Regions from separate parts of the Mus musculus genome. Here regions 2, 3 and 4 are each linked to region 1. A link is a loop called in an ENCODE intact Hi-C map of the cell type or tissue named here. Cell type or tissue: left cerebral cortex. All regions are shown on one strand. Region 1 has its middle 73 kb from the start of Gm47415. Region 2 has its middle 110 kb from the start of Gm40552. Region 3 has its middle 8.2 kb from the start of Gm35274. Region 4 holds the start of Gm35274 (a long non-coding RNA gene).

Region 1 (2,500 bases):
AATACCCATGCCCTAGAGCTTTGTTTTGGGAGATTTTATTTAGCTTTTACAATGATTTAAAAAAATTGAGATTAATATAATTATATCATGTACCTTCTCCATTTCCTCCCATTTGCCTTCTTGCTCTCTTTCAAAGACTTGGATTATTTTAAAGTTATTGTTTTGAAGTTATTGTTGCTTAAAGAGCCGAAAGAGAACCCAGAGGGAGAACATTGAGGCTTTGATTACATATAAGAATTTGGGAGTCAGTCCCAAAAGGACATGCATGGTATGATGGTATGTACTTACTTCTAAGTGGATATTAGCCATAAAATACAGGCACCATGCTACACTCCACAGACTCAAAGAATAAATAAATAAATATATGCATACACACACACACATACACACACATTCATAACTACATAGATATAACCTTCTCAGACCATAGAATGCTACTTGTATGTCTGCTGGCCATTTGGTTTTTGATAGCAATAAAAGCCTGCTATCAACAGAAGAGGGCAAATGAAAATGTGAGAAATACTTTTGTCTTGTTTTTAAGGTAACGAGACTCACACACGATATAACTACATGTGCGCATCCCCTGAAGCCACGACCCACCGAGCAAGATGAGGATCCGAGACACAGCGATGTGAAATGACACTTGCTGGCTCCTTCTTTGAGGAAGGAGCCATTTCTCTGATCTCTCCCTCATGCTGTAGCTTTGCAACCACATTGATGTGTGCAAGTTTGAGGTGACATGTCCCTTTCCTAACGGTACCGTGTTTATCACACAGCGGTGTTTACAGTTGTCTGGGAACAACAAGAAGGGAAAGAAAGTAACATGTCAGGGTCCTTCGCTATCTCTTTGAGGTCTGTTTCCTCAAAGGCACACAGCAGACCTGAGCAAAAGGGACAGAATGCTTGGTCTCTGGGCGCTTCTTTCCTGGGGGTTGGGGAGATAAGTTTTCTCTACTGAGTCTTCTCAATTTTAGACAAAAGCTGAAACACAGAAATTCTACTCCAGATCACTGAGAGTGACTGACACATTTGAAAATATCTTTTTACTATGCCAGGAACCAGGGCTAGTGTGAAAAATGCTGCCCGCAGGAAAAACTGTATTGGATCCCTGTCGGAGATTTCTCCAGGACAGAAATACCTCAGTTCTTAGGAATGTCCACTAGATGGCAGCATGACTCCAGTTAAAGTATGGTGTCTTTAAAAAAGGCGTTCTTAAGGTTCAATGGAGAGGTTGGAATGCAAAAAGCTTTCTGTATATAAATCTAAAGGTATTCTAAGCTTGTGAGTGTGTCTGCGCGCGTGCGTGTGTGTGCGGTGTGTGTGTGCACTTGCTTGCACACATGTCACAGAGCTCCTGTGGAGACTGGAGGACAACATTTTTGGAGTCAGCTCTCTCTTGAGACCAAGGATTAACCAAGAGGCTGAGTTTAGTTGTCAGGCTTGCAATGCTGCAAGCGATTTACCTTTTAAGCTGTCTCACCCACCCAAGAGTTACCTAGTATCATATGAAGCACACTGGTATTTTTTCCATAAGTTTTACTATCAGTTTCTAAGCAACATATGATTTAAGCCAGCTTCATGCTATAGCTTAAAAACCTTTCGTCGTCCACCTCCACATTTGGATGGCCAGACACAGGTTTGCCTGGCTAAGGCTTCGATCTTTGAAGGGCAGGTGATGTTGATTTGCTAACTGGCTCTGAAGCCATTTGAAGCAGACCACACAACTATGATCCTATTAACTGCTGTTATATCATGATTTTCACTTGGTAGTGGGATGTGAGCATTTCTTCTTTTTTTCGACTGCAATTTCATATTAGCGCAGCTCCATTTTTGACCTTTGACAGAAGCAATATATTAAATAATGATGTTTGCACCGAATGCCTGGTGGTGCGTGAGCTGTTAGTAGCGCAGAACAAGATGTTTGTCGGTTTCGCTGCAGAGGACTGGATAGTGGGACTCACACATAGGCACATTCTTTAAGTAGAAGCAAATTTTTTCTTAACAGCAGCTTAAGATCAAGATTCTTAATTTTATTGATTAGATAAATTGCTTCTAAGCAGCTGGGGGACTGAGAGAGGACAGAAAGTTTGGGCTGAAGACTGTCAGTGATAGCTTTCCAAATTTAAGGATTAGTGGCAGATAGATGCCAGGATGTTCATGGGGAGCCAGGGCCCCACTGTGGCTGCCCGCCATTGTCACCATCTGCTATCTTTAAGACACGTCCACGTGGCCAGGACGAAGTAAGTTAGAGATGTGTGCACAGTAAGTCTGGTTAGTTGAGTTAGTTAAGTGAACAAACACATGCACACTTAACTGTATATCCGCACGTGTACATGTACACACACACCATCCCACCCACAGACACTGGTCCACTAATAGCACAAGCCACTCCCTTAGGTTTGAAAACATTGATCATTCTCTGTAAAGAACTTGGTAGTTGATAAGGTGCATTCAGACATGTCCTGTGTGAGTTTCACAGCCCTGTGCTTTAAAACAGAAG
Region 2 (2,500 bases), 1.1 Mb after region 1:
ATGCAAGAGAGAGGAAAGAGCCTAAGAGAGAGCTGAGGGGCCAAGCAGCTCTTTTTAATACTGGGCCAAGCCTACCTGATTATTGCCAGGTAACTGTGGGGAGGAGCATACATGGCTGCTTCCAGGAACTGTGGAACTGTGGGGGTGCAATATATTATTATTATTATTATTATTATTATTATTATTATTATCATCATCATCATCATCATCATCATCATCATCATCATCATTATTTATTCCAATGTTGATGAAGCAGGTCAGAAGAGTCACAAACGGTGTACATATGAGCGGGGTTACTATATTACTATATGGTGATTCAATGTTTTCTTTGGGCCACAGAGTAATATCCCAACATATTCATTAGTATGAATTCTGTCTCCTCTAAAGAGCCATTTTGTTTTTCACAGCCAGGAAAACAGAGAGAAAAATGAAGATATTAAACATGGAACATCAATTTCTAAGCTGCCAAGGGCTCACTCTCTTGTTACTAAATCTGCTCAAGGTTTAGTAAACCCAGATGCTTGCACCAGGATGATGCTTGGGTTTATGGATTTTAAAATCCAGATTGTTCGTAATTAAGATGAATAAATTACTTCCCCATGTTACTAAATTACTTATAATGAACATATGCAATATCATTGATGCCATGTTTTTATTAAACCATTTTATTTATTTACTCTCCAAATGTTGCCCCTTTTTCTGGTCCCCATTCCAAGAGTTCTTCACCCTATCCCCCTTCCCCTTTGCTTTTGAGAGGGTGCTCTGCCAACCTCCTACCCACCTCCACCTCAGCCCTGCCAGCATCCCCTTCCCTTGGGCATCAAGTCTCTACAGGTTTACGTGCACCCTTTCCCACCAAGGCCAGAAAAGGCAGCCCTCTGCTGAATATGTGCCTATGGCTTAGTCTCTGAGAGCTCTGAGGAGTCCTGGTTAGTTGATACTACTGTTATTCCTATGGGGTTGCAATACTGTTCAGCTCCTTCAATTCTTTTCCTAACCATTCCATAAGGGTCATGTGTGCCATTTCAGTAAGTCCTCCAATTGAGTCCCACTGATTAAAATGATTCAAGCAGTTTATGCAACTAGAGGTGACAGTTTGAGTTTTATAAAACATCTGCATTCCACCTTCCACTTTAGTTAGTAGATAAACAAGAGACCCACAGATTTTATTCCCCAGTAATTTGCCACTAGGGGGCAGCAGGTGTTTATTTAATCTAAAGTGAAAGAAAAGTGTTTTAAGCTATTAAAGTTTTTGTTAGTAACTAATAGAAGTGTTGTAATCTTTTGTCCTTTATGCATCTGACTCTGGATTAGTTTAGAAAATTATTATCAAAATAGTACATCAAGAAGTCATGAGAGGACTTGAGAGAACTTGAACTTTTACAAGAAAATTGTGAAGGAAGCATTTAAGTCTACTCAGTGGTTTAAGCCTTCCCAAGATATGCCCAAAAATCTTCATTTTAATTGCGTGCCTTATTCATGCTAAGACAACAACCATAGCTTTGGATCTATCAACTCCACATTTCCATACAAACTAAGGAATACATTGTATTCATAATTTTCAAATTACGTAGACCCCACTGAAGAGAAAGAGTTGATGTCTGAACCTAAAGCTGGTAATTGATATAGACCTTCCTCAGAAGAAAATTGAATAAATCTAAGTCTTAGGCAATACCCTGCCATCTTATAGATAAATATCTTACTGTTTCTCCTCCTGACTGTTCCAAAAGTCTTCCTTCCTCTCACACTTGTACTATATGAAAGTATCGTTATTATTGTTCTAGACTTACAATTTGTCTCCCTGTCATTGCAACCTCCCTTGTGTTGATCAAATCCCCCTATAGTTAGCATTAGTGTAACATAATCGGATGGTATTATGTAACTCTTTAATATATCTTGCAAGCCTTCTTTCTCTGAGTTTTACTTACTTATATTCCTTCATTAGTGATATTATAATGACCAATGGCTTTTTAAATAACAGATCAATTCCTTTGGGACTTTCTGGATCGTGAGCTGTACAGCTTCACTACTCAGGTTTCATATCCATTCAATGCTGCATAGGCAGCTGAAAGAGAACAGATCCAAATCTCTTGATAACCTAAGCTTCCCCACCTACATCCTCCATATTTATAAATCACAGCATCCCGACTCTCATTCATGCTACATGTATACTTCTCATTGGCTGAAGATACATTGTATTTAGCATTAATTCCTGTCAATTTTGTTCCACAGACTCTTTCCAGGATAATCTACTTCTATCCCATTATCATTGACATGACTAATTTCAGTCATATTTTCTTATGCATGGTGACAATAGCCTCCTAACTCACCTTTGCTTTCAATCTTGGTCCTCTTAGATCAGTCACAAAAAAGAGAAGTATTTTAAGAGTGAAACCATACCATTATTTGTCTAGTGTCTTCCTACTTTGCAAATTAGAACCTATCACATTCATTTTTTTTCTTCCTTTAGAAGTCGGCTGACCATGGAGCTCAATTTCAA
Region 3 (2,500 bases), 450 kb after region 1:
ATATAGTTAAACACACATGCTTGCAATTTTAAGAATCTGCCTCAACAAGAAATGGTATTTTTCAGCATAACATGGATTTATTATTGATCTGTCATAAATATAGGCAAGAAAGTTGGTTTCCTGAGTGGCCACTGTATTTTTATTTTTATTTTTTATGTTTTATCTATGGGAAAATAGATAAATACGGTGTTATAAAATATGTACCTGGGAAAGTTCTACATTTACTTATTTTAAAGTCGTAGACAAGACTACCTCTCACCCTCAATGACTTATGGTTTGGCAGACCCACCACAGACACTACATATTGCAGGATCTGATGAGTCTCTTCTGTTTGAGAATGTTCAGCATGGCATGAGACTGCTCCCCCAAATCAAAGCAACCCTTAGAAATAGCAATTGAGCCCAATTAGAAGCGGGTGTAATAACCATGAACTCAGTCAAAGCAGACTGTGTATCAAAGAGAAGAGATGTGGGGTGTGACCATTCGAATCCAGCCTTAAAAGCTGAGGTAATTGAAGTGCGATTGATCACCAAATAACTGAGTCTATCAGCCTAAGAATGGAAGAGGGAAGAGCCCAAAATAAAAGGACAAAACAACCATGAATAGCAGAGGTAGACCAACGAGAGGGATCAGTGAATAAGCTCTAATGGGCTCAGAAATGAGAGCTAACAGTTCAGCTTCCCTGAAGCCTCTGAAGGGTGTATTAATTCAAAACCAAGATGAAAGAGCAACCCATAATCCTGAAGTGTGGAGAAAAATAACAAAATATCAATATGTGTGTGGCAGGTGGATTTAAGAGCATGATAATGGAAAGGCCATCGAGACACAGTGTGGGAAATTATAGGGGGACGGACGAATGGCATCTGAGGAGCAGGTGGGAAGTGGCAAGGGGGTGGGGGGAGCACTGTACTTGAGACTTTCATCAAGGAGAACAAAAATAAGTCATGTAGATGGGAGGTGAGAGCCAGAAAATCATGGTTTCTTTTTCTTTCTCACCATATGGTACCACAAATCATAGTTAGCAAGGAGGGCATTGCATCCTAGGGCTCTCATAGCAACAATTCCCTGACTTGGCTAATGGCATCAGTGAACATAGTGGGTATCGCTCAGCAGGGATGCCTTGAAGGGGAGCCAGTGTTACTTATGGCATCATGCATGAATAGAGATGATAATTATCGGGACATGCCATTTCACCTATGGGATAGGGGTACGAGCCACAATGACTGCCCTGAATATGACAGGGATAAAGACAGGACCACACAAGTGTGAATCGAAGCAAGTGAAATTGTTCTCTTTGCCTCTGACCCAAGAAATGCAGATGTTATCAAGCCAACGTGTCAGTCTTCTCATAGTGAAGGTTTGAATGCCGCTTAAGCAGTTAGACCAGGAAATGCCAATATTCCAGCAACTTGAAAGTTCAGGGGAAGGTGAAAGAAAGATATGAAGCCAAATTTAATACTTAATGAAAATCTTTATTGGTTGATACCTCAGCTCGTAAAGTGAATGTCTTGCAAAAGAACCTGAGTTTGGTCATCCAGAACTCACATAAAAAAAAAAAATTCCTGAGTGTCGGAGCTCAGGCATGTAATCAATCACATCACTGGGGAGGCAGAGCCGGGCAGCTTCCTTGTCTCAGTGGCCAGGCAGCCTAGGCTATGTTGCCAGCTTCCAGACCAATGGAGGACTTCTCTCTTAAAAACTCAAGGCAAATGATGCTTTCTGAAGAAGGTCGCCCAAGGCAGCTGTCTGTCTTCCACATGCCCACATACACGGGTCCGGGCACACACAACAAGTACAGTAGAAATAAAGCTGGGCTGTGCCATTTTGAGTCACTCAATGATACAAAGCCAACTCAGGAAGTCGGGTGGCCAATGGGATGGAAGGTTAGATGGAGGGATTACAAGTTCCCCTTTCATGCATGCCTGCAGAGTTGGTGGGTTTGCATCCCTAGAGAAATAAATATAAATGCTCATAGGGATCAGGTACAGAGCAAGGCAGATGGAAGTATGATTGTGGTGAGGAGTAAGGATTCCACGGAGAGTGAAACACACTAGGAAAGTACTGGAATTCATAGTTAATAAAGTAAAACAAGACCAAATGAAGGAGAAAGATAAGTGTCTGACATTCCTCTTGGTATAGATAAATTGTTGAGAAGAAACATGTTTGAGCACTATTGAAGTATTTCAATAGTGAAAGTATAAAGTATTGTGTGGAAGACAAATGAGATCTTCCCCACCCTCCAAGGGGAAGTGGATGGGGAACTAGGAGGAAGAGTTGTCCTCTCAGTATCCTTGTGAGCCATGGTACAACCCTCTATCTGTCTTAATTTTTGACTACTGACTATTTTTCTCTTATTATTAACATTTTCTATTTCACTATTAAATTTCTGTTATAATGTACATCCTTCATAAAACAAAACAAAACTCAAAACAGTTCTAAAGGGTTTAAAAGGCTAAATTTCTTCACGATTTTTTTTTTAACTTTAAGATTTATTTGTTTA
Region 4 (2,500 bases), 440 kb after region 1:
ACGTCAGGGCCAAAAAGGGGGAGTGGGTGGGTAGGGGAGTGGGGGTGGGTGGGTATGGGGGACTTTTGGTATAGCATTGGAAATGTAAATGAGCTAAATACCTAATAAAAAATGGAAAAAAAATTGCAGCTAGCATGTCCAGTTTGATTCGAGTGTTTGAGAATTTAAGCAATGTTCCACAGACATATATGCCTCATTAGTAAATAACAACATAGAAATGTCATCTTTTCAATTTTTATGTATTAGATTTCCAAGTGGATATGTTATGGCATAAATATTTAACAAGCTAGTTGAATCTCTTTGGTTAATAAATGAGTCTCTTTGGTGTTTCTCCCTCAAAGCGAGCATACAAAGGTAGAAACTATAATGAACTGCTAAGGATACCATGAACCTTTGGTATGCTGGGTGATGTGCGTGACCTGCAGTGAGCTCAGTACCTCTTATTATATTCAATAGATGCGCTCTTTCCTGAAGTACCTATGGTCAAAGTCCCGGTAATGAGTTTACATTAGTATGATTTTATTTCACATGAAGTTACTGAAATACACAGCAGATCATAAAAGGGAAGATCACATGCATTAAACACCATGGCATGCATGGGCGGGGTGGCCGGGAGGGTGGTGGTGATGTGAGATGCTTCACTTCTGAGGTGTAGTAAGATTTTTCCAGTCAGTTTTGAATCTATAGTTCAATCTTTTACCCCCAGATTATATTCTCTAGTCACTCCCCTAAGAAAGACTGGAATCTTCACTGTCTAAGGTGAAAGAAAAGAAATGGTATTTGACAGGTTGTCAGACTTCTGGCATAATGAAAACATTGTCAGGGAAGGTGCATGGCAGGGTTAGGCTGAGCTCCAGCAGCCCTTGTTAATAAGGGCAATTAAAATGATGCTCTTCAAAGGTTTGTATCTTTAGAAGTCACATTAGTTATGACTTCTTGCAATCAGATGCCCAACACACACACGCGCACACACACACACACACACACACACACACACACACACACACACAGAGAGAGAGAGAGAGAGAGAGAGAGAGAGAGAGAGAGGAGTGAACTTCCTCCACATACTAAAATTATTTTAGACAAGGAATCACTATTCTTTTATTTGCAACACACACACACAGAGAGAGAGAGAGAGAGAGAGAGAGAGAGAGAGAGAGAGAGAGAGAGGAGTGAACTTCCTCCACATACTAAAATTATTTTAGACAAGGAATCACTATTCTTATATTTTGCAGAAATCATTTCAAGAAGAACTTGTAAAATGTTACAATGCCTTGGAATATGAAGGCTCAGGGCTTTCTTACTTCCACAGATGGCAATGTTCCTATATATAGGACATTTTCTAAAAAGGACAGATCAGAGTGGGATACCATAGGAGAGTAGACCAAAAGCTCAAATCAGTGAGTTCTGGCAAGGGCAGATGGGTAGAAGAAAGTAGAGAGCACTGAGGGAGAGCTCTGTAGAATAGAGAATTCACACTTGGAAGATTTTATAGTTTTGCCTCGGGTCAGCCTGGAGCGACCAGGCAGTCTCTCACTAGCAACCTGGATCTGTGTTTTATTTAAGCAGATATGAGCCTTACAACTACACTTCATCTCCACTTGCAGTGTCTGCAGGCACAGGATACTAGTGCGAGTTTTCCTGTACACAACTTTGAGCTCTGTCTAGCACTCACAATTGTGAAGAAATTCAATAATTTCAATTAATGTTTAAAAAGGATTGTTACACATATTGTTTTGTTTTAAATCAAATTTAAAACTACGACCAAGAAATAAAAGCAAAGTGAAAAGGGGGAAGGAAGGGCGTGTGCCAGTCCTTAGATAAATGGTTTGAACAGTAACTCTGATGTTTTGAATATAAAAGTCTTTCAGTTAATTTCAAATTTGAAAATAGTGATGTGTACATTTAATACTTTCTTGAAAAATTCAAATAAGCTGATAGTTAATAATGTATTTAGATGCCTCAGGCAATCAGGAGGGAATTACTCTTATTAGGAGAAAAATTACCTGAAGCACAAGAATAGAGATTATTTTTCAGAAAAGATGATTTCATATCCTATAATCTTAAAGTATCATTTATCCTAATCAGAAATTTAATTAATTATCCAGAACATACTTAGAAAGAAATCACGATACAACTTTTCATTGTCCTTATTTTTCTTTAATTACTAAAAACACGTTTGAGGATTTCTGATATGTTTTGATCATAACCTACTCCTCCCCCACTTTTCCCGGATACACTGTCTTTCCTTTTTGCTCAATAATTGTCTCCCCCCATCCCCCCCCCCAACTTCCAGGCAAATTTGTGCTGCCCAAATGTCCCACTGGAGCATGGTTGACTTATTAGGAGCTGCACTTTTAGAGGAAAACAGACTCTTCCTTTGGCAGCAGGTAAGAAGCAGCCCCTTGCCTAGGGATGTCCTTCTTGCCTAACTCTCCTAGAACACATTTTTGTTTGATTTTGCCTTTACTTTTTAAAGTCCAGCTGTAAGAAGTTACAT

The links. Hi-C counts contacts between places; a loop is a spot of excess contacts. Peaks named below come from ENCODE experiments on the same cell type or tissue, not always from the same donor. Only the 100,000 strongest peaks of a DNase experiment are listed, where the experiment ranks them.
Region 2: a loop joins it to region 1, with 4 times the contacts of the local background. A loop is called at or near these places in 3 of 42 quality-filtered maps.
Region 3: a loop joins it to region 1, with 3 times the contacts of the local background. A loop is called at or near these places in 2 of 42 quality-filtered maps.
Region 4: it touches region 1 in a loop (4-fold over the local background); 2 of 42 quality-filtered maps call a loop at or near these places.

Annotation. Positions count from the first base shown.
Region 1 is chr12:98,180,698-98,183,197 of GRCm38, reverse strand. No RefSeq gene overlaps it. Among named protein-coding and RNA genes, the nearest start is that of Gm47415, 73 kb to the right of the region's middle. In left cerebral cortex, a CTCF peak has its summit at 1,154 (motif pointing right); DNase peaks (open chromatin) are centred at 1,239 and 2,279; H3K4me3 peaks cover 205 bases; H3K27ac peaks cover 667 bases.
Region 2 is chr12:97,129,161-97,131,660 of GRCm38, reverse strand. No RefSeq gene overlaps it. Among named protein-coding and RNA genes, the nearest start is that of Gm40552, 110 kb to the left of the region's middle. In left cerebral cortex, a CTCF peak has its summit at 1,197 (motif pointing right); a DNase peak (open chromatin) is centred at 1,184.
Region 3 is chr12:97,730,807-97,733,306 of GRCm38, reverse strand. No RefSeq gene overlaps it. Among named protein-coding and RNA genes, the nearest start is that of Gm35274, 8.2 kb to the left of the region's middle. In left cerebral cortex, no CTCF peak of the experiment used is centred here; a DNase peak (open chromatin) is centred at 952.
Region 4 is chr12:97,740,038-97,742,537 of GRCm38, reverse strand. Gm35274 (a long non-coding RNA gene) reads left to right here and starts at 2,303. Exons shown (of 3, transcript XR_381819.2): 1 at 2,303-2,390. In left cerebral cortex, no CTCF peak of the experiment used is centred here; a DNase peak (open chromatin) is centred at 1,372; H3K27ac peaks cover 279 bases.